Linked DNA regions of Homo sapiens: all the other regions are linked to region 3. The links are chromatin loops, found by intact Hi-C in ENCODE. Cell type or tissue: gastrocnemius medialis. All regions are shown on one strand.

What was found. A loop is a pair of places that touch in the nucleus more often than their neighbours do. Peaks named below come from ENCODE experiments on the same cell type or tissue, not always from the same donor. Only the 100,000 strongest peaks of a DNase experiment are listed, where the experiment ranks them.
Region 1: it touches region 3 in a loop (7-fold over the local background); 33 of 110 quality-filtered maps call a loop at or near these places.
Region 2: it touches region 3 in a loop (11-fold over the local background); 75 of 110 quality-filtered maps call a loop at or near these places.

The regions. Positions count from the first base shown.
Region 1 is chr5:143,102,237-143,110,236 of GRCh38, reverse strand. The region is part of intron 17 of ARHGAP26 (Rho GTPase activating protein 26); the gene reads right to left. Among named protein-coding and RNA genes, the nearest start is that of ARHGAP26-IT1, 86 kb to the left of the region's middle. In gastrocnemius medialis, a CTCF peak has its summit at 3,888 (motif pointing left); DNase peaks (open chromatin) are centred at 3,886 and 7,672; H3K27ac peaks cover 2,281 bases.
Region 2 is chr5:142,918,954-142,926,953 of GRCh38, reverse strand. All of the region lies in intron 10 of ARHGAP26 (Rho GTPase activating protein 26), which reads right to left. Among named protein-coding and RNA genes, the nearest start is that of ARHGAP26-AS1, 54 kb to the right of the region's middle. In gastrocnemius medialis, CTCF peaks have their summits at 2,427, 2,628, 4,450 and 4,649 (motif pointing left); no DNase peak of the experiment used is centred here; H3K27ac peaks cover 4,221 bases.
Region 3 is chr5:143,820,433-143,828,432 of GRCh38, reverse strand. HMHB1 (histocompatibility minor HB-1) reads right to left here. Exons shown (of 2, transcript NM_021182.3): 2 at 7,717-7,953. The coding sequence ends at 7,865. Among named protein-coding and RNA genes, the nearest start is that of HMHB1, 12 kb to the right of the region's middle. RefSeq lists a silencer at 3,053-3,192. In gastrocnemius medialis, a CTCF peak has its summit at 3,119 (motif pointing right); a DNase peak (open chromatin) is centred at 3,142.

The DNA of each region.
Region 1 (8,000 bases), 720 kb after region 3:
GGACAGGCGATAAGCAAAGAAAATATATGGTGCTATGATGAAACAGCCAGCATGAAAGGGATGGGGAGTATAGAGGAAATGTTTGTAGCTTTAGACTGGTGGTCAAGGACATCTCATGGAGAAGGCATGTCTTGCCAAGCCATGAGGACATCTGGGAAGGGAGCTACAGGCAGAGGAAACAGCAGGTACAAACACCTCGGGGTAAGTACCTGGGTGGCATGCTGGTAATGCCAGTGTACCTGGAGCCCAGAGAGCAAGAGGGCAAGTATCAGGAAAAGTCAGAGACATAATGGACTTGAGGGTGGCAAATCCTGGAAAACTTTGCAGGCCACTGTAAAAGCTTTGTTCTTGACTGAGTGAGATGAAAAGCAATTAGAAAATTCTGATCAGAGGGGTAACAGTATTAGTCATCCTCTCTGTAGACTCGGAAAGGTCTCAACTAAGACCTAAATGCTGAAATTCCATAGGTTGCTTAACATTCAAAGAGAGAGAGATATGGCCGGGTGTGGCGGCTTGCACCTGTAATCCCAGCATTTTGGGAGGCTCAGGTGGGCAGATCATTTGAGGCCAGGAGTTTGAGACCAGCCTGGCCAACATGGCAAAACCCCATCTCTACTAAAAATACAAAATGTGGTGTGCCTGTAGTCCCAGCTACTCGGGAAGCTGAGGCAGAAGAATGGCTTGAACCCAGGAGATGGAGGTTGCAGTGAGCTGAGATCGCACCACTGCACTCCAGCCTGGGTGAGAGCAAGACGCTGTCTAAAAAAAAAAATACAAAAACAAAAACAAACAAAAACCAAAAAGAGATAAGAACTTTACAAGCTAGCATAAAACCCAATAAGAGAATTCAAGACATGTACAAACCAGATTACAGTACTGTTCATATTTAATTAAAATGTGTCAGGCCCTGTGCCTTTGCGCCTATATATCTGTGTTAACCTCATAGGTTTCTGCAGTTGTTGCCCATTTTCCTCTTGGTCATTGTGCTGGAGACCTCTACTGGGAAGCCTGGTGGAAGAACAGAATCTTAGCCAAACCTGAACTGGGGCGTAGAGCAGGTAAGAGCTTCTAGGTGCGAGTTACCTGCTACCCAGCTAATAGCCACCCATGATCAGCACCAATATTAATATTTGTAGAGTCCATTGAATTTCACCATTGTAACAATCTTTAATTAGTTAAAATAAACAGCAGTCTTCTGAAACCAGATCCACATTACTAGCACCATTTTACAGATGAAAGGACAGGGACAAAAGGAGCTAAATCAAAGGTTAAGGGACTGGCCCTTAGCCATGTGGCTTAGCTCCAACAGGAACAGTGGCTCTGGGACCCAGCGCTGAGAGCTTGCGCTGAGAGCTTGTCACTTCCCAAGAGATGTAAATCTCATTGCAGCTTCTATGGACATGACCATAATCCTTTCTGGAAGGACTAAGATTCCAAATCCACAGAAGGGTTCATGGGAAATGTTACAGAGAGATGGACAGACTGATAAAGAAGCATACACTCATGAAATACCCACCCTAGGTAACCTATCTCCTTTTGTGGGGATTTTTTAAATGAGGGAAATAACTCATGTGACTGGCATATTTTTGAAATGGAATGTACTTTCACCCCAAAAAGCAAACAGAAAATTACATTCCCTGCCATAAGTCTGAAAAAACACTGGGAGGCTGAAGTTGAAAACGTTAGCTTTATTTCAAGGGCCAGTCTACCAAAGTGACTGGAATTGACAAACCTATATGTCCTGTCACGGTACTTTTAGATTATGTTTGGATATTTGATTAGAAGACAGAAAAAAAACAGTAATGTATGGTGTCCAGAAAAGTTTATGCTCTTCATGTACAAGAGCTGAGACCCCATGGGAAAGTTCTGGAGGTCAATTCATACGGTAAAAGGTGAAAAACATCCTAGAGCTCTAACATCCATGAAAATTACTGGTATAGTACATCCACATTCCATATGTTTACATGTCTAACGCTAATGAATGGAATCCACTGAAAAAGGAATACAAATCTTCACAATCCATAAAAGTTAGAAACAATCTGAATTGATTACACCTTTATATCCCTCTCCTCCTGAAACTCTGTGGCAACACCTCCTAGCTCCTTGCTGCACTAAATCATTATCTCCTAAAATTTCAATGTAAGTTCAAGCCTAAGGGATACAACAGTTCCTCTTATTTATTCATCCATACAAAATAACAGTGTTTATATATAGTGGTACATGTGAGGATTAGAGTGAACACACAAACCCTTCTGTTATATTTATTGCCTTAATCACAAAAATAGATTTGTCAGGGAATGAAGCCAATAAAGTTCTTACTTCAACACATGCAAAGCAAAACCTGATTTATCCTCCTCAAAGGTGGCACAAAGCTGGAAACTCATTGAATTCTGCTACCATGAAAGCAAATTTTAAAATACAGGGTTGACAACAGAAACCAGAGATCCAAGGTGAGCAAACCAACTATCATTAGGCAGAGAAGAGCAGATCGTGTCTGGTAACAAAGACACCGAACGATTCAGAGTGAAGTCGAGATCTGGGTCCCTGATCCACCCAACATTCACACTCTCAGCAAGAGTCACTCACAAAGCCCAAACCTAAACAGATATTTTTCAAAGGGGAAGTCAAAGTGTTTAATGACAAAGTTCTAAAATGCTTTCTATTGTGCAGGCATCACAGCCTGACATCTTAGTTGCTGTCATCTTGCTTTGCCTGGCTCAACAGAAAAGGTGGGTGAAGAAGGCCAAGCTGATGGCAGCTGAGATAGGGGGAGAAATACAGTGTAGGCTACAGTGGCACTTCAAGGACAGAATGATGCACAATTCCCAGCAGAAAAGCCATCAGTAACTGACTTTAGCAGACCAATCTGGAGAGTATATAAATCTACAGAGATGAAACCACTTAATGAATACCAGATCCTTGAGCAAATCTAAACACCTCATCGTGGCCTATACGATCCAGCCCCTGCCTACTGACCCCTCCAACCTCATGTCATACCACCATGCTCTTATTCACAGAGCTCTAACTACCCTGGCCTTCTGTCTGTTCCTAAACACACCAAGTATGCTCACACCCAATACCGACTGAACACCTATGAGATGCCATGCACCCTTCTGGGCACTGGGATAAAGAAGTGAACGAGACTGACAAGATCCCTGCTTTCATTCCGACGGCAAATAACACACAGATACATCAGTAAAAATGTCAGATTACAGAAGTGCCATGAAGAAATCAAACAGAGGTATATGACAAAACCTAAGAGGACCAACTTAGGTAGGCCAGGAAGGCCTCTCTAGGGAAGAGACCTGTGAGCTGAGCCCATTAATCAAACAGTGCAGTCCAGAAGTCTACAGCCTAGAGGCAGACAACAAATCACACCCTCATACACCTAGGCAATAATAAGTTGTATCTTCAACCACAAGCATCAGCAATGCCTGCCTGAGACCGCTTTAAAATGAAGCCCAGGCTGGGTGCAGTGGCTCATGCCTGTAATCCCAGCACTTTGGAAGGCCGAGGTGGGTGGATCACCTGAGGTCAGGAGTTCGAGAGCAGCCTGACCAACATGGAGAAACCCTGTCTCTACTAAAAATACAAAAATTAGCTGGGCGTGGTGCCACGTGCCTGTAGTCCCAGCTACTCGGGAGGCTGAGGCAGGAGAATCGCCTGAACCCGGGAGGCGGAGGTTGCCATGAGCTGACGTTGCACCACTGCACTCTAGCCTGGGTGACAGATTGAGACATCACCTCAAAAAAAAAAAAAAAAAAAAAAAAGCCCAATGCATTGTATTCCAAAGGAGTTCACTTCCTTTTCCATGGGAATTCTGAAGTCTGTGTCAACAGCTGCTAAGTACAACTGGAAGCTGTGCAATCGTTGCCACCATGTGGTTACCCGCACAATGATGCGAACACCCTGTGGCTTCTGGCTGCTCCTCCTGCCCATCTCTGCAGCCTCAACCCATTTAGGAAGCAGCTCCTCCCAAAAACATGTCACTAATAGATCCCACTGCTCAGTCTTCCATACAGAAGGCCATCTTCCAGAAATTTACATCAAGGAGAAAGCCACACCACAATCCTGTTGCTATGTACCAGCATTTAGCTGGATTATATAAAGAGCTAAGTAATCATTAAGTAAGGGTGGGAAACAAGACAAACAACAAAAGAAAAAGTCACCCTTTAAAAAGACCCTTTGGGCTTGGTAAACTTGTGGGGAGAGGAAGAAACACAGTTCAGGGAGTCCTGCTACTCTGCGAAAAGTCAGGATTCAAATAGTTCATTATAAAAATGACCAAAAAAAAAAATCACTCATACTTGTACTCACCAAAAAAAGTCTCTTCTCTATTTGGCAATGGAAAATAAAAATTGGTACTTAAAAACAAACAGTGAGTGGCTTCAAGAAATGAGTTAATAAATCCTACACGTTACTTTCCCATAACGCCCCGGTGCAGCTACATGTTCTTCAGACTTCTGACGCACTGAAGAGAGGATGCCTACAGCCACGAACCTTGGTGATCAGCAGAATGCACACGTGGCATTTTCAGACATGCAGACAGATGCCACTCCCGCCAGGAACACAGTGCTGCAAGGCTATGAGACCTGTACCAAGGCTATGACACATGTACTTATATACCTGTACACACATGTCCACACACAAACGTCTACCCGGATGCATACCCCTTAAACATATATACACCCACATATGATTCCCACACACAGAAGAAAACTTACGCAATAAAATGCTTCTATCTTCGTTAAGACAGAATCATGTAATGACATTAGCTAATGTCAGTTTGGTCTTTAGGTTAGACCTATTTTTATATTTATTTATTTATTTATTTATTTATTTATTTATTTATTTATTTTTGAGATGGAGCTTCGCTCTTGTTGCCCAGGCTGGAGTGCAATGGCGCAATCTTGGCTCACACAACCTCCGCCTCCCGGGTTCAAGCGATTCTCCTGCCTCAGCCTCCTGAGTAGCTAGGATTACAATCATGTGCCACCATGCCTAGCTAATTTTTTGTATTTTTAGTAGAGACAGGGTTTCTCCATGTTGGTCAAGCTGGTCTCAAACTCCCGACCTCAGGTGATCCGCCCACCTTGGCCTCCCAAAGTGCTGGGATTATAGGCATGAGCCACCACACCCAGCCGATTAGGCCTATTTTTAAATAGCTTACCCTTTACTCTTTCTTTCAGTGCTATCGTTAGGGGGAAAAAAAGATACATGTTTTCTCTTTTATTTTCTGATAAATGAAAGTATTTACTGTGGAATAACTGATACAAAGCACAAAGAAAATAAAAATCACCAGTGATTCTACCATCCAGAAATAACTAAATGTTATTCAATGTTTTAAGGTATACGTGTCACATTCCATGTTTTTTTCAGACACACACACACTCATATTTCAAATCAAGTTGGAATCATACTGCAGACACCTAGTTTTATAACTTGTTTTTTACTGCATTACTATGAACTTTTCAAGTACCATTCATTGTCTCACTCAACATTGTTATGGTGGCACAGTGTTTCACTGTATGGGTATTCGATAATTTAGAAATCTCCCGTTATTGGACAGTCAGATTGTTTCCAATATTTTATTGTTTCCACTAATATTGCAGTGAATCTCTATGTACACAAATATGTGCATATATCTTTCTTTCCCTAGAATAAATTCATAGAAATAGAATTTCTGGATGAAAGGGCATACTTTTTTTGTTTTGTTTTGTTTTTTTGAGACAGGTTCTCACTCTCTCGCCCAGACTGGAGTGCAGTGGTGTGATCTCGGCTCACTGCAACCTCAGCCTCCCAGGCTCAAGCGATTCTCCTGCCTCTGTCTCCCAGGTAGCTGGGATTACAGGTGCGTGCCACTACCTGCAGGGTAATTTTTGTATTTTTAGTAGAGATGGGGTTTCACCATGTTGGTCAGGCTGGTCTCAAACTCCTGACCTCAAATGATCCACCTGCTTCGGCTTCCCAGAGTGCTGGGATTACAGGCGTGAGTCACTGTGCCTAGCCAGCATAAATATTTTTAATAGATATTACCAAACTGTCACCCATGAGATCTATGTCAATTTACATTCCCACCTAGAAAATTTTAATATGCCCATTTCCCTAGGACCTTTATTTTTCCTTTTGGTGCTTTCACTAGCACCAAAATAAGGTATTGCTATTTTGAAAGCTTTTATCTTAAGTTTCATTTCTCTCTTTTTTTTTTTCTCTAGGTCTATCCATGTTGTAACAAATAGCAGGATCTCCTTTTCTAAGGTTGAATAATATTCCATTGTGTGTATATATATATATTTTTATTATACTTTAAGTTCTGGGATACACGTGCAGAATGTGCTGGTTACATAGGTATACATGTGCCATGGTCGTTTGCTGCACCCATCAACCCGTCATCTACATTAGGTATTTCTCCCAAGGTTATCCTCCTCTTCCCCCTACCCCCTGTTAGGTCCCGGTGTATGCTGTGCCCCTCCCTGTGCCCATATGTTCTCACTGTTCAACTCCCACTTACGAGTGAGAACATGCAGTGTTTGGTTTTCTGTTCCTTCTCTTAGTTTGCTGAGAATGGTTTCCAGCTTCATCCATGTCCCTGCAAAGGACATGAACTTATTCTTTTTTATGGCTTCATAGTATTCCATGGTGTATATGTGCCACATTTTTTTTTTTATCCAGTCTAACATTCATGGGCATTTGGGTTGGTTCCAAGTCTTTGCTATTGTGAACAGTGCTGCAATAAACATACGTGTGCATGTGTCTTTACAGTAGAATGATTTATAATCCTTTGGGTATATACCCAGTAATGGGATTGCTGGGTCAGATGGTATTTCTAGCTCTGGATCCTTGAAGAATTGCCACACTGTCTTCCACAATGGTTGAACTAATTTACACTCCCACCAACAGTGTAAAATCGTTCCTATTTCTCCACATCCTCTCCAGCATCTGTTGTTTCCTGACTTTTAAAAGTTTCATTTCTTTGAAGAGTAATGATATTGAACTTTTTCCCATGTCTACTGATCCAGTGACTTTTAAGGTCCCAGGCACAATTAGTCTGCAGCAAAGCAAATCAAAAGAACAGGTAAAGAAGACGACATACCAGGCAAGGATGGCACCTTAGTTCTACATTTTAAAAATTTAATAAAGCTCTACACCTATTAAGGTATCCTTGTGTTTATAATCCATATATCTTTCACAAATTTTCATGGGGAAGAAAAATAGTTGGGAGATGTCAGATCCCCCCTGTGAAGCTGGGCAGACTCCACCAGACTCCACCATGGCACTTGGGAGGCATTATATAAACGTTTGTGGCTACCACAGAGACCAAAAATGGATTGTGCTGCCTCTTCCCTGGTCTATTTCATAGAGGCACTGGGATGCTGTAAGGACAAAGCAAGCAAGGGAGGTGAAAAAAGTACTGAAAATTATCAAGGGCTGTACAAAGCACAATGATAAGGAGAAGGAGGAGGAGAACTAATTTAAACAGAAGTTTCAAAGAGGCAGGATTGGAGTATATGCAGAGAACGTTATTAGTGAAGAATGCTTTGGTAAGAAAGCAAGCTTTCTCCTCTGGTATTTCATGAGCTGTGCAATGAAAGAGTCTCTGTCTCCCTAGAGCCCGGATGGGCGACGCAACAGGCACAGGGGTGTAACCAGGCCACAAAGTCCCAAACGCCAACTTTTAATTGTGTGACCGGCATGGGTCCAGCAGTGATTAGCAGAACCAAGCACTGTTGCTCAAGCTTTATGAGGATCAGCATTCTGAGTTAGGGGAGGAAAAAGATTGCCTCTGATAAGAACTTGTTCTAGGAGAGTCAAACAAGCACCCCTTTTCTGCATGTTTGGGGCCGACACTGAGGTCTTTAATGAAGGGAAACCTCTGAAAGAAATGGAGGTGGCATTTCTAGGAAGACCTGCCAGGGGAGACTCACACTCTGGTACTTGCTAGTGGAACAGACTGAAGTTTATCAGGAGGGAGCCCCAGGCCTGGAAGGCAGGAAGTGAAG
Region 2 (8,000 bases), 900 kb after region 3:
ATGCTGGGAAGGTTATATGAGAAGTGTATGCGGCATTTCAAAGTGTCAGGCACACGATGAATGCTCCAAAAATTAGTTGTAATCACAGGGGCAGGTAGAGGTGGGGTGAGCAGGAACAGGATGGTAAGTATGGGGTAAGGTTAAAATTACGGCTGCAGAAGGGCAGGTGTGTATAGTTTCAAAGGGAAAAGAAACAACCCACAGGTGCTAATGACATGTGTGATTCCCACTCCCAACACACTCATACACAGCACTGAAATTCATGCCTCTACCACAAAGCACACAGGGCTGAGGGCTGAAGGGACACACCTGCACTGACATAATGGCCATTTCCTTTCTCCTCCTGAGTAACGCAACAAAGTGGCCTACCACTCCCTTTTAAAATTAACATCTGATAACTAATAAGAACAGAGAAGGGGTCTTTGGCAAATTCTAAAAAATCTGCCAAGGAGCTCCCTCCACCCGCCAGATGAGAGAAGGAGCAAATGACTTAAAAATCCTCTGTAGAGCTCAACCCTAAGAATCCACTTAAAATACAGCACTTCCTTTTCACTCTGAATATGTCCTTAGTGCTATATCTGCTTAAGAATCTGGATCTGCTTAAGAATCTGGATCTGCTTAAGAATCATGAACGAGGATCTGGAATTTTCTCTAAGCTGGCACCTCACCTCTCACACTGCAGGAGCCATGGAGAAAACAGCTCTCCATCTATTACAGGGCAAGTTGCTACCCAACACCATATCTCCTCCAACCCTGGCCCCTAAAAACAGCCCATGGAAAGCAGTATATGGTTTAGCAACACATTCAGGATCCTGGGACCACTGGCTATACCAACTCATAGCCTCCTCACCAGCCAAGAGCAAACAGAATCACAACCAGCCCCAATTCCAGGGTTACTCGACAGCTTTCCTACGCTAATCTTATTCCTGAATCTGAGTCAACAATAGTGATCTCAGTGGTTTGGCAATTTACCCACTTCCTATTGGACAAGGAAAAGCTATTACTAACTCCACCCCACTGAAACAAAAACACTCAGAATTTAACAGTACCGTTCTTTCTAAATCAACCTCCAAAGATCTAGAATTTACTCATTCATAAGACTATAAATCTTCTGTTGGCAAGAGTTCATTCCCCAGCTTCCATCCACACTACTGTATATTTAAGGGTCAAATTCAAAGTAGAAGAGCTGAGGCACCCACAGGAACACACAATCTCAAAGCCTGTGTCTGAAACCTGCCCCTTATGCTTATTTAGGAGACAAAGGGGAATGATAAGGAATGGAGCATCAGCTGCCATCCACTTGCAAGAAGAGTTTTGCAAGTGCCAGGGAAGGGAAGTGGTCCTTTGTTTCTAAAGTGCTACTGGGAAAATGAATTCCTAACAGTTCCTGGACAATGCAATGGTTCGGGTTCAGAAGAGCTTCATTTACACAAAGATATGGCCAAAGCCACATAGAATAATCTTGGAGAATGACACCTTTTCCATGTCTGTTTATGAGATTACAGACCCAAATGTCTACGGAGACTCGGTAAGTAAGAAAAATTAGGGAAACTGGATAAGAAATTCTTTAATCCAAGGAAAATAGACTTGGTCTTATGTTGCTCTTGGTTTTTTCTTTTGCAGTTTTACTTTCAGATAGAAACAAAGAACAAAGAATTATCTCCCCTCTGTGGGAAAAACAACAGTGCAAGTGCAAAGCAAAAAAGCTGTCACTCGTCTTCATGGGGGAGGTGGGCAACAGGGCATGGTGGGGACTGCGGCAGAACAGAGAGCACACACCCCACCTAAAGGAAATATCTGTCATTCAGCTCAACCGGTAGCTGGCATGCGGGAAGGCATGATCAGCAGTTAAAGATTTTTTTCAGTTTTAAACTGTTGCCTCAAACACTATTCAAGCCAAACCAAGCATGTCTGTGGACCACCAGTTTGCAACTTCTGTTGTCTGTGTCTTCCTCTGAATCTATCTGAGCTTCACCCTAGGTCATCATTACATGTTATAAAGTCATCCATCTCATGCATTAAGACCAACAATGAAGGATGCCTGTCTATATTCTTGATTCACCTTACAGTCAAACTCAGGAGAGTATCTCCAGGTCATCCACAAAGGAGGAACTTGGGCTACTTCCCTTTTTCTTCCAATACTCAAGGACACAGTGCCATCACTGGAAGGCAATGGTAATCTACTATTTGGAGACAGAACATATGAATCTGCACTACTATGCGTGCTCTGATGTAATAAACCATTGAGGTCCTTCTGCAAGACCTTTGTGCATGGAAAGAATTAATAATATGCCATGATAATCTGGGTGTGGTACAGGTGAGAGACAGAGGAAGTAAGAAACCAGAAGATGCTGCAACTGGCAGCCCCCAAACCACAGGTAGATTTACTGAGTGTTTATTATGTGCTAACCACTGTGCTAAGGACTTTACTTGTATTATCATTCATTCTTCACAATAACTGTATGAAGTAGACACTACCATTATTTCTTCTTTTAAAAGTGAAAAGACTGAGACTCACATAAATTACTTGCATAATGTCACACCACTAGTAAGTGCCAAAGCCTGCACTTGAACCCAGGTGTGCCTGAATCTAAAGCAAAGCCCATGCTTTAATGACAATGTTGTACTGCCCCCCTGTGCATGTAGCATACATGTCCTGGGATCCAGAAAGACCAGCATCTTAAGGAGAAGAAGAAAGGAAGGAAGGAGGGAGGGAGGGAAGGAGAGTTGGAAAGAGGAGGGAGGGAGGAAGCAAGGGTCAACCCTCTAAGAAGGTTTTGGAAGTAGCTTCTAATCAATTATTTAGAAAGGATCTGATCCTCTCAGCACTTTGGGATGCCGAGGCGGGTGGATCGCGAGGTCAGGAGATCGAGACCATCCTGGCTAACACGGTGAAACCCCGTCTCTACTAAAAATACAAAAAAATTAGCCAGGTGCGGTGGCAGGCGCCTGTAGTCCCAGCTACTTGGGAGGCTGAGGCAGGAGAACGGCACGAACCCGGGGGGCGGAGCTTGCAGTGAGCGGAGATTGCGCCACTGCACTCCAGCCTGGGCGACAGAGCAGGACTCCGTATCAAAAAAAAAAAAAAAAAAAAAAGGATCTGATCCTAATAAATGAATGAATCATAACCTATTAAAGCCTGCAACCTTAGTATTTTTAGAGGAATGTTCCTAAAATAATTAGGATCATAGCAATAATAATAGTCTAAAAAGTAGGTATCACCAACCACATCAGATAAGTTCTTACATTTTTATGAGAGACTGAAGTCGTAAAACATCGGGAAGCCCAAAGACATCTTTGGCATATTAAATTGCATGGCTCTTAAATGCAACAGATATTGACTGAGTTCCTATTATGTGCCAGTCATCATGCTAGGTATCAGGGACATAGAAGCAAGCAAATGTTAACACACTGCACAAGGACAAGGCATTATTCACTGATGGGATGAGTGAGACTCAAGGAGAATGCAAATACCTGTTACTACTATTGATAACAAACTATGAAAATATAGCTTCTGTTTCATGTATTTTTTTTTCATTTTTACTATTCTATCTCACAATCAACAGAAATGTACATAAGTGGAATGTACTGGTTGAACTGTTTCTTCTATCCAGAATTACATAATAGCTCATTTTTGGTTTTGATTTTAAAAAGACAAACTCATTTTATATTTAGAAATTGGTAAATAAACTGGTATATTCAACCAATAAAACTCCATATTTCACCAGGCAGACTAAAGAGTAAAAATAGGGTTGCCTCAATCACCCTCCCAATCAAGTCCATTAACCACCATACCCCATTCTTTGTTAAACCAGAATCAAACAGCAAACAGGCATGCTCTCATTTAATTAAAAGAAAAAAAAAAACTCCATGACAAGTTCAAACTACATGAATTCTAAGACTCCAAGAACTTCTCCACTAACTTATTTTACAGAACAGCCAAAAAGCAATTCAGAAACTATGGTATCGTCTCCCAACTCAAGTCATGGAAGTCAGAGTCATATAACACCCTCTGAGGAAGGAAAACTCCATTTCCTGCCTGAAATGTCATGGCATTGAGACCAGCACTCTAATCCAACCAGCAGGAAGGCAAAATAAAATATTATTTCAAACAAGGGGTGAGAAGGGGAGGGAGGGGAAGTCTGAAACCAGGAAAAATGGATTCATGTGTTGCAAAAGATAAAGGCACGTTGCACCAGGAGGGAAAAGTAGGACTGCCAGGTTCTCAGCACACACAGGACAGTGAAATCACTCATCTTTTCTGCACCATCCTAAATAAGCCATTCCTAAAGCAAAGGGCCTGGCACTTTAGTTCAAAGAGCCAGGTAAAGGGTAATGTTTAAACAGAGGCCCAACTAACTGAGCATGTTTGTTTTTGCAAGAAAGTGGGTATGAATGATTTGTGATGAAAGGGTGGGAGGAAGGAATTTCTAGAGAATGAATGAGTCATTTAGGATACTCTTCTTCCTTTAAGGAATAATACTCTCATGATTATTTTTTTCTACAGAAAACACACACACACACACACACACTCTTCTGTCAATGTATACAAGGTGTATATAGGACAGCTGATTTTCAACTGGACCTTCTAATAGTTACTAATACATACACAAAACTGCCATCTAGAGGTTGAATGTTGAAACAAAGTCTGTTACATAAGATGATCCTTTTTGGAAAACACATAATCTCAGTCACACAATTTCACAAAAACACACAAATGCATACACACACACCTCTTAGCAAGCTAGAAGAAACAATATTATTTTAATTTAAAATTAATACAGTTTCTTCTTGAGGCCATAAATTGGAAAGAGAGGGCATAACACTTTATCTTTATTTGAAGCATGTATCAACAACAGGTTATCACATACACAGTTTGAAAATGGAATCTTACCCTAGCAGGCCCTTTGCACATATAACCCGAATGCACCTGTATTTCCTCTCAGCTTATAGATAACTTGAAAACTCATGACACTACAGGAAAAGGAGCACCATTAAGACAAAAAGCAGGCTCACAGGAATATCCACCAAAGCTAAGGTTCACCATCACAACAATAAAGCCCCAGGTTTTAGGGTATAGAAAAAAATTCAACAGCCATGTTTTCAGACATAGGACTCCATCAGAGGGGAATATTAGTGTGTTCCACCTTCAGAAAAAATCCTGCAATGTAGTGATAATTCACCCCATCTTACAGATGTGGTTAAACCACTTACCCAGAGTCACACAGCTAGTAAGGAACAGATCCCAAATTCAAATTTAGGAATGCTCTTATCTTTTTTACCTGCATCATGCAGCCTGCCATACAAACATATTTGAAATGAGGGTGCTGAGGGTTCCAGTAGATTCTTCAGATCTTTCAAAAATCTTTCTGGCCTCCACTATTCTGACTTTCACCAATCTTCAGTTTTCCTGGGTCTCTTCCCTAACAGTACACAAATGCAGGTTAAGTGAGCACCTGCTAAAAGTTTAGTTTAAATAGCAACTAACTTGATTAAGCTCCTCTAGTCTCTTACACAATAGTTTACCATGGCCTCAAAGAAAATAATTAACCCATGTCAAAATTACGTCACCATAAAAAATAAAATTGAACAGCCATATGCACATATTACTGTATTAAAAGCTGCATAAAATGTTCTTCTGCCTCTGGAAGCAAATCACCTGAGACAGATATTTAGAATTGAACAGAGGTATATAAAACATACCTAATTAAACACCCAACCAACCAATACAAAGAAAAGCTTATTACTGTGCAAATGCAGGTTACCTGGGAAGAAGAAGAATAGAGTTGACAGTGGATGTGAAATGCTAGGTTGGGACTAGATCAGAGGAGAGCTACTGCCCTTTACCTATTCATGGAAAGCTTGCAAAACAAGGACTTTGGAACTGGTATGAAAGAAAATCAGATGAGGTCTGTTAAGAAAGTCCTACAGATTTGTAAACTTTATATCTCCACTGCCAGTAGTCTCTAGCATGTAGTAATGCTCAATAAAATAAGGAAGGAAGGAGGGAGGGAATGAATTCAGCGTATTCCAGTCATGCCATCGTCCCCTGTAAGAATGGAAGGGTAAAGTCCTCTTGTTTGTTACTTTCCCCCCAGTATTCTGGCCCTCCAGGTTTGCTGGAACACTCAACATCCTGGTGTTTATACCTTAGTTGCTTGAGTATATATGAGCATTCCAAACTCAAAGGTAAGCTCCATGAAGATAAGTTTATTCTTGCCTTATCCCTTATTACAACTCCAGCACTAAATATCCTTGCCATCTCTAAGAAGCTATCCTTGCTGCCCACCTCTAGAGAGTACCAATGCTGGGAAAGGGGCACTTAACACACAGCATTTTCAAATGTATGGACATTGGTGAGAGTCAGCTAACCCCAGAAAAAAGTAATCATTTCCCTTCCCCAGTGTAAACACTGCCCCTCAAGAGACTTTATTGATTCAGGGAATCAGAAAAAGTTTTATTATTTTTCACATGGTTTACTAGGCCCTCCTGGAAAACACCTGAGAGAAAATATCCACGTGTCACTTACATCTGTGAGAAATTTCTTGAAAATAAACAAATCCAGGGATGCTGGCAAATGACTAGTACCATGATTCTTTAGCCTAAACAAATATTTTCCCTATATTTGCTCATGAATTTCCTTAAGACACTGCATGACGGAGTGAATTATTCAAAGTGACAGAACACAGACATAAGCAAGTACTACCGATTCACATCCTGCTACCACTAATGGCTGCTTTGAAATCATGTCCCATTTTTTAACCCAGAAATTTTACACTAAATCCTCTCAAAGAGTTGACACATTTTGTAATGATCAATCTAGTCTTTATTCAATTAACCAATATAAATTATAAACCTTCAAATGCTTGGTGCTATGGCAAAGTAATACAAAAGCACCCAAGAATGCTGCTTCATTAAAGAATAAAAAAAGTGATTTTTATTTTATTTTACTGAGATGGAGTCTCCCTCTGTCACCCAGGCTGGAGTGTGGTGGCGCGATCTCAGCTCACTGCAACCTCCATCTCCTGGGTTCAAGCAAATTCTTCTGCCTCAGCCTCCTGAATAGCTGGAATTACAGGTGCCCACCACCATGCTCGGCTAATTTTTTTCTATATTTTTAGTAAAGACAGGGTCTTGCCATGTTGGCCAGGCTGGTCTTGAACTCCTGAGCTCAAATGATCCACTTGCCTCGGCCTCCCAAAATGCTGGGATTACAGGCATGAGTCATCACGCTAGGCCAAAAAAGGGTGATTTTTAAAAAGCTAATGAAAGCTTAGGCTATAATCATGTAAAAAAATAAAAGAAAAGAAAGGAAGAAGGTAATTTATGTGAATGGGCTGCTTTGTGAAGTGGGGTTCCTTGGCAATGGGATTGTTCAAGCAGTAGGTGTTGAGTTATCCATTTAAAGGCTGCTGGGTGCATGAGTGCTGCTTCATTGAGAAAGGCCCTCCCTATTCAAACTGCGTTCATTTCCTGGGGCTGCCGTAACAAAGTGCCACAAACTGGCTGGCTTAATCAACAGAAATTTATTGCTTCACAGGTCTAGAGGCTAAAAGTTCAAGATCAAGGGTTCCTCCTGAGGTCTGTGAGGAAGAATCTGCTCCATGCCTCTCCTCTAGCTTCTGGTGCTCTGCTGCCAACCTTTGGTGTTCATTGGCTTGTAGGTGCATCACCTCGACTTCTGCCTTCATGTTAACACGGTATCTTCTCGTGTACATGTCCATCTCTGGGTCCAAATTTCCCCTTTTTACAAGGACAATGGTAATATCGCATTAAGGCCCACCCTAATGACGTCATTTTAACTTGATTATCTCTATCAAGTAATCTCCAAATAAGGCAACATTTTCAGATACTGGGGATTAGGACTTCAGCATATGATTTTGGCAGGGACACAATTTAATCTATAACTAGTATCTGCTAGGAAATTTTTTAAAATTATCCTTTGGAGCATGTTGTGGCCATACCACACAACTACTACAAGTTACATTTATTTAAAGCCA
Region 3 (8,000 bases):
CTGAAACCTGCTGAGGCCAGAGGTCATGGGCTTTACCCGTCAACTGAAGTCATTTTAGAGCTTCATCATCTGAAACGGAGTCCCATCTTTACTTCTTAGATTCTTTCTGCAACAAACACAGACCACAGCAAATAAAGTTTCTGTGATCCAGCATTCTTGAAGAGGAAAGTCAGGTCATCTGGTTAACTGTCGCTGGCTTGCCTGATGTGTATTTTGATAAAAATCCTTCTTTCAAATTCTTCATTAAATTTATTCAGCATGTTAGGTCTTGGGATTACTAATCTTGATTTCATTGTTAGTCCCCGCTCCCTGCTGCAAAATTATCTTTGACACTGGTTTTCCTAGAGTATTCAAATCTTAAATTAGAAAGCATAAATTTTTCACATATTGAGTAGCAGCTATGTAAATGAAAAAAAGGTCAAAGTATTTGAGGACAAAAAAGTATTTTTCTAATATTTGTTATTTATATGCAATAATTGTATATGTATATTGAGTACCTGTGGTATTTTGATACATGCATATAATATGTAATAATAAGGGCAACTGGGATATCCATCACCTCAAACATGTATCATTTCTTTGTGTTGGGAACATTCCAAATCTTTTCTAGCTATTTTTAAATATGCAGTAAATTATTGTTAGCTATAGTCACCCTTGAACACTAATACTTATTCTTTCTATCTAACTGTATTTTTTTAAAAAAGAGTATTTGGCCATCATCTAAGTAAACTAAATGCTTTTTACTCTAAAGAGATAACAAGATCCAGGAGATGAAACCCCAGGGTAATTAATAGAAATAGTAGATGACAAATCTAGTTAAATGTTATTATTCCCCACTCCTTCCCCTCTCAACTCACCTTCTCTTCATTTTTCGTATGCTATCAAGAAAGACATTCAAAGACATGAGAAAGGCATTCACTGACATAAGGGAAATGGTACATGGAGAGTAAATTGTGGTGTGCATTTGAGAAAGCAGGTTTGCTCCAAAGAGAGGCTGGCACACAGTGATGTTTGCTTAGTGAGCCAGACTCTAATTTTATTAGCTCATTCTCATCTTTGAAAGTGCTAAATGTCTGCAGTTTCCCCTGGGCAGGTGATTCAGCACCTTCCACATCAAGGGCCAGATAGGGTTGCAGTTTCACTCTGTGTGACCAGATTATTGTTGTTGAGTCAAAAGGAACCTGACATTGTGTATATATATCAACGTGGTTCTGCGTATTTCTTTACTGGGATGTTTATTTTTTCACATGCACACACTTTCCTACCCAACCCTCTTTCTGTGTTGGCATATGCTGTAGTGTTTCTGCAAGATATTGGTTCATTATTTCTGACTCTTGTGACATTCATTCTTATTACTTGCCCTTAAGGACCTGTTTCCAGTCATTGCTGGAGGTGGAACCAGGGAAGAATAACACACACGAAATGATTTCTGGTTTTAATTTTAATGGCAACTGCAGTCTCTTTCCCTATTCAATTATTTTTCTTGGAAACAATTCCTGAGTGCCTAGTTTCAGGGGAAACCTTCATCAAATAAACATAATATCAAGTTTGTATTAATGTGATGGGATGGCGTTTAGTACAATCAAATCTTGTTACTATGACTTACAGCAATGAATAAAGAAAGGAATTCAAATTCACGATTATAAGTTTCATGGAGGAAGGAATGTGATTTTGTGTAAATATATAAAGCTTTGTCTATGCATATATCAACATTCATACAGGACATGCTATAGAGAAAATGAAATCCCTTAAACATGCTCATTCACTCAGTCAACCAACATAAGGGAACGATCTGATCAAGATGGTTCTACGTGGCTGGGTATGGCAGGGGAGCAGCTACAGATGGGGCCAGGTTATGAAAAGTTAGCCAATGCCACAAGCTATAAAGTACTCCTCTTCCACTCCACTAAGCACTTTTTTGAGTATCTGTTATGTACCAGACACTGAGAAGACTCCAGCAATGGGAAGGCAAAGAGTCTGCCCTCCTGGAAGTTATATTCTAATGGAGAACATGCATTAAGCAAATAAACAAGATAATGACGGGTAGTGATTACTGTTATGAAGGAAATTCATAGAAACGCATAACAAGAGCTGCCATATTGGGGAAGGAGAATGTTGGGGGAAGGAGTTCTTTTAGATAGGGTGGTCATTGCCGGCCTCTCTAAGAGGAGACATCTATACTGAGATGAAAGAAGAGGAAAAGCCAGCCATGAGAAGTGTGCAGAGAAGACTATTCCATGCAGAGAGAACAGCAAGTGCAAAGGCAAAGGCTGGCCATGTCGGAGTGATGGAAGAGGGCTCAGGTTGGCTGGAATATGGAGAGCCAAGGGGGCATGGGTATACAATGAGATTGAAATCACATATGGATGTCTAGACAAGGGTGAAGTGTTGAGTTTTAAACAGGACTTGTATCAGCTCATCTTGGCTGCTGGGAGGAGAGAGGATTGTGAAGGAGCTGGGAGGAGAAAAGCAGAGAGAGCCCTTAGGAGACAACTGTAGTCATCCAAACAAAGAGATAGGGAATGGAGCTAGTTAGTAGCAGATGAGATGGAGCACAGCGAATAAGACACATGATATGGAAAACCGAAGAGCCTGCTTATTTATTGGCTGTAATAGATGAGGAAAAGAGAAGACATAAACATGGCTCCTGGGTCTATTATGGCCATTTAGATTACTCTCAGGTGAGGCAAAGCAGATGCCCTTCCAGAATAATTTGCATTTTACAGTGAGCCCTGTGACTTTTTCCTTACAGAAAGAAAGTGGTCTGCAAATGGTTATAATACAGAGATTAAGAGGCCAAAGTCGTCGTTTAACTGTGTGATCTTAGGCTCGACGCTGCCCCTCTCAGAGCCTCAGAACCACCTTGATTAACCTCCAAAATCCCTTGGAGGTAATGAGTTTTTCATTGGTGCAGAAATAGCCATTCCCTTGGTAGAAGTAGGATTGTACAACTGAGAAGCTGAACCAAACACAACAATTGGTGGAGTGCGTTCCTCCCTCATTACCCTGTAATCTCCAAAGAACCTCCTCATAGGTGCTCTTCATATAGTTTATCTTTGCACCTTAATGTCAGCACAGCAGCAAGTCCATGGCAGGGAAGGGGCAGCCCAAAATACATCCACCAGAGGGCAGCATAGAGCTGTGCTTGCACAGATCAGCCCCTGAGGTCATCAGCCCCTGCTGTGGGAGCGTGCAGATACCTGCTTCCAGAGAAGAGCAGAGTTGGGGTCTGGAATCACTGCTGCTGAAGCAAACCTTTTGGCCAGGGTACTGAGAAGAGCATGAGAATGTCGCTGCTACAAACAGTGACAAACCCTAAATCCAACTGCAGCTTACACAGTCCAAAAAACAGATAAAATAGTATTTTTATCTTTAGCTGTCTTACATGGAGGGCTATGTACCTGGCACTGACAGATGGGTATACGCATTATCTCACTTAAGCTTTACATCAACCCTATGTGCTGCATCCTGTTTTTTATTCCTAGTTTACAGATGAGGAAACAAGTTACTGAAGATCAGTGATGGGGCAGTTTTCTCTAACTCTATAAAAGTCTGTTTCACTATAAAACCTCCTCCTCCAGGCTGTATACATCTGCTTGTTATTTTTCTAGAGTTCTGCTGGCTGCTCTGTGGATAGAAAGGAAGTATTACATAAGGATTATATAGGATTTGGCTCTTGCCCTTGAAGTACGTACACTTTCAGAATGGAGAGAACAACTTAGGTATCATACAAACAACTGTATATAATCCAGAGCTTCACGGCTTGGTAAAACTATGTTTTCACTACTCCCCAGTCTCAAGTGTTTTTCCACTGGTACTACACAATTGCTATAAACAAAGTCTTTTTCGTGAGAAGTGGTGTGCTGTAGTCAAACATTCAATCATTCATTCATTTGCTCTCCAAATATTTAATGAATATTTCTTACTATGACAGACACTGGATATCACACAGAAACATACTTCATCCTTGCCCTTGAGGGGCTTATAATTTAGTTTGGTATGGTGAAAAATGGACAATGGCAAGTAAACCAGTACATGTGGGATTATAATTATACATGCCATTAAAAAGGTCCAGTGGTTAGCTATTATCCCTAGTGACCTCAGCTCTTGGACCAATGATTTCCTGCTCTTGATTCCCGTGATCTCCTTCTCTATTGCAGCCACCGGGCAACCCTGCCTCGAGCAGGTCTTCTCTTCTGTGACCTTGACCTTTCTGAATCGCCTCTGTGATTGCAATCTCATGGACACATGTCTCTCACACTCCTTTGGATTCCAGCCAGCCTTTCCTCCACCCTCAGTGTATAATCCCTCTTTCTGTATTCTCTTGTCTGCTCAGGACTCCATGGCAGGTCAATTCAGCCATACCCTTGTTCCTGCTCTAAAATCCCCTGACCTTCCATGATGCCCATCCTGACCAATCCTGAGTCTACCTAGCACTCTGCCCTCTCTTCCCCAGCACTGCCCTGACCTTCTTCCCACTCATCCTCTCTGACCAAACCTCAAAGCTCCTCTGCAGACCTTTCAGGAGAACTTTCTTTGCTTCCTGTTTTATTCTCCATGGTCCCCATGTCAGGCCTTTTCTACTCCCCTCAATCCCAAATATACTAAATGCACATTGTAGTAAATGTAAGAAAACATGTGAACATCCTCAGCTTCCTTTGTCTTTACCTCAGAATCTTCCTCCACCTGTGCCCATTTGTCTTTGGCTCTCCAAGCAGAATAGGGAGTTTCTTGCTCTTGCAGGCACTTCATGATAAGGCCCAATGGTACTTGAAAAGAATCTTATAGCGGCACTCCATTCATTCCTTCATGCACGCCTACCTTTCGTACTGCATTCCACAGCTGTGTATTGACCACCTACTATTTTCCAGCATTACAGTTAGCACAAGAGATACCCCATAGCAGCCTAGGATCAGGGAGGAGCAGGTCAGGTAGACTGGAACATTATGGGAGAAATGGAGTGTCCTGGTACAAGGTCAGGCAGGTGTTGGGGGGTGTGTGTGTAAGACCTGCTCTGCACAACACCAGAGGTCATATTAACATTCCAAACTTATTCTAAAAGAAAAGGAAACCAGAAGACTGACCTGATCTGATTTGCAGTTTCCAAAGGACCACTGTGGTTGCAGTGTGGGGAATAGATTAGAGAGGGCCTGAGTGGAAACAGAATGGAGGGAACGATGGAAAGCTGGTACAGTAACCTGGGTGAGAGGGTATGGCTTCCTGTGCACAAAATCTCCACTCTTGAACATTCCGGCAGCCCTTGGACTCTATGCATCTGTGATTCCTCGCAAGTGCCCCAAGGCTCTGGCCCTGCTCTCCCTCCCCTAATTTATCTCACGCAGAGTCTTGTGCCCCAACCTGTACGCTACGCTCTAAATGACAAGAACCTCTCTCTGTTCTCTGAACAGTCAGGCACATTCCCTCCTCCAGGCCTTTGCTCATGCTGTTCTCTCAACCTGAATGGCCCTCCCTTCTCTCAGTCTGCTCCTATGTTCAACCCCTTTACAAATGCTCATTCATTACACGAAGGGAATGAAGCTAGTCCTCCTTGCAAATTTATGTTTATAATTTATTATATCACGATTACATTTTGACTTGCATTTTAGTTAGTTCCTTCCTGCTGTCCCCTAAATTGGGAGTCTTGTGGGAGAGGGAACATATTTTATTAGTATTTTTATTATCTCCTTCAAACCCATACTACCTTGCACAGTGGGATATCTTAGTGGGTGTTAAATGCTCCCTGTATGAAATTGCAAAGAATCCAACCCAATCCAATCCAATCCAGCTCAATTCAATTCAATTCAATTCAATTCAATTCAATTCAATTCAATTCAATTCAATTCAATGCCTTGTATACTGGTTATTTCCTTTATAGGTGGTAAGCCCTTTAAGGTTAGGCACTTTACTATGTTTCTTTGTGTCCTACCTGGCTTATATGGTAGGAGCTTGCTAAGTGCTTATTGATTGCCTTACTTAAAGATACACCTTGGTAGTGGAAGTGTTAAGTTGGCTTTGGACTCTTATTTCTTTTTATTTCATAGATACCAGTAACTACTTCTTATGTCAAATAGGGTATGTATAAGCTTGAAAGTTGTAATTCCATACAATTAAATGGCCAAAAAATGAAATGTAATACAGACTCTTAAATAGTTGATAAATGGGTTTAGGCAGCTGTATATAAAGACATAAACATATTATTCTTGGCAGGCTCAGCTTTATGAGGGCAAAAGAAAAAGTTATGACTGATGGGGACGGGGACAATGGTGGCATGATATTAGAGACCACAAATAACCTCCCTTCAATATCTATTTCACCAAATGGAGGCCTCCTCTGCTGCTCACAGCCAAAGGTGTCCTTTGTCTTATCCTAAATGCTGTTAAGACATCATCTGTAACTCTAGAGGGTCTATTACATCGAATTCATTGGTATTGCATTCAAAGGACTTCCAATCTGGCCCAGGCCCCCTTACCAAACTCGTCTTTAAGCTACACACTGCTCACTTCTTATGTAATGGAAATGCCCTTGTGAAGGTCACCATTTTTTTTATTGTGGTAAACTATATATAACATAAAATTTCCCATTTTAATTATGTTTAAGTATACAGTTCAGTGACATTCTTATGCAACCATCACCTTCATCCATCTCCAGAAGTTTTTCATCACTGCAAACTGAAATTCTCTAACCAACCATACCTATTTTTAATTTTTTAATTTAAAATGATGTCTTCTAATGGTAGGAAGTTCAAACAGTATCAATGTGTAAGTCCTACTCACCATTCCATACCCACTTTCTGCTGTTAACAGTTAGTTGTGTATTCATCTGCATCTCTTTTTTTTTTTTGAGATGGAGTCTCGCTCTGTCGCACAGGCTGGAGTGCAGTGGTGCAATCTCGGCTCACTGCTGCAAGCTCCGCCTCCCCAGTTCTGGCCATTCTCCTGCCTCAGTCTCCCAAGTAGCTGGGACTACAGGCGCCCACCACCACGCCCGGCTAATTTTTTGTATTTTTAGTAGAGAAGGGGTTTCACCATGTTAGCCAGGATGGTCTCGATCTCCTGAACTTGTGATCCACCTGCCTCGGACTCCCAACTGCATCTTTTATTGTGTGCAATATTTATTTTATGAAAATTGAATCATAAATGAAAAATGCTGTTTCCATTTAACCAGGTAGTATGTACATTTTCCCCATGTTCTAACATATAGGTATACTCCGTTCCTTTTATTGTCCACAGAGTGTCCCATAGTATGAATGAATGTACTATAATTTATGTAACTATTTCCCTAGCGATAGACACTTAGGTTTGTTTTTAAGGTTGTTGCTGTTGTTGTTTTTCCTTTGAGAAACACTGCTACAATAAAAATCCTGGTACACTCAGGCAAGCATTCCTGTGGGACACATTACTAAAGGTTAAATTTCTAAATATAAATGTTTCTACTTAAAAAAAAATGAATGTATACTATCACATTACTCTCCACAAGTGTTGTAACTGCTTGTTTCCCAGGAGTGTGCCAGGGAAAAGGGCTCTGTGCTTGGTAGCCATTGTTAATTCACGTCTGAGTGTGGATTTGCTTGAAGTCACTTCCCTCTTTGATAGGACCCTAGATGCTCTCAAAGGAGGATCTAATAAAAAAGAAAGGAAGCCTCTAAGAAAGTGGTGAATTCATAAATCATGGTGGGTTGATCCTGTTTGGGAAAATGAGAGACACACACACATGTTCAAAGGTTGACTTTTCATTTCACTGTGCAGAGCAGAGGCAAAGGGCATATGTTCCACTTGCTTAATTTTACTCTTCTTCATGCTCAGCAATTTGTCCCTGCTCATCCACACCAAAACTCTGGGCTTCGAGTCAAACCTCAACAGCAGTGTCAAAGCCTATAAGTCAGGGAAGAGCTGTGCCTCAGATACACATCATCTTCAACTTCAACCAATTCCGACTTCCAAACATGCAGAGAACCTATAGAAAAGAATGGCTTAGCTGAGACTTGAGCTTACAACTTCTCA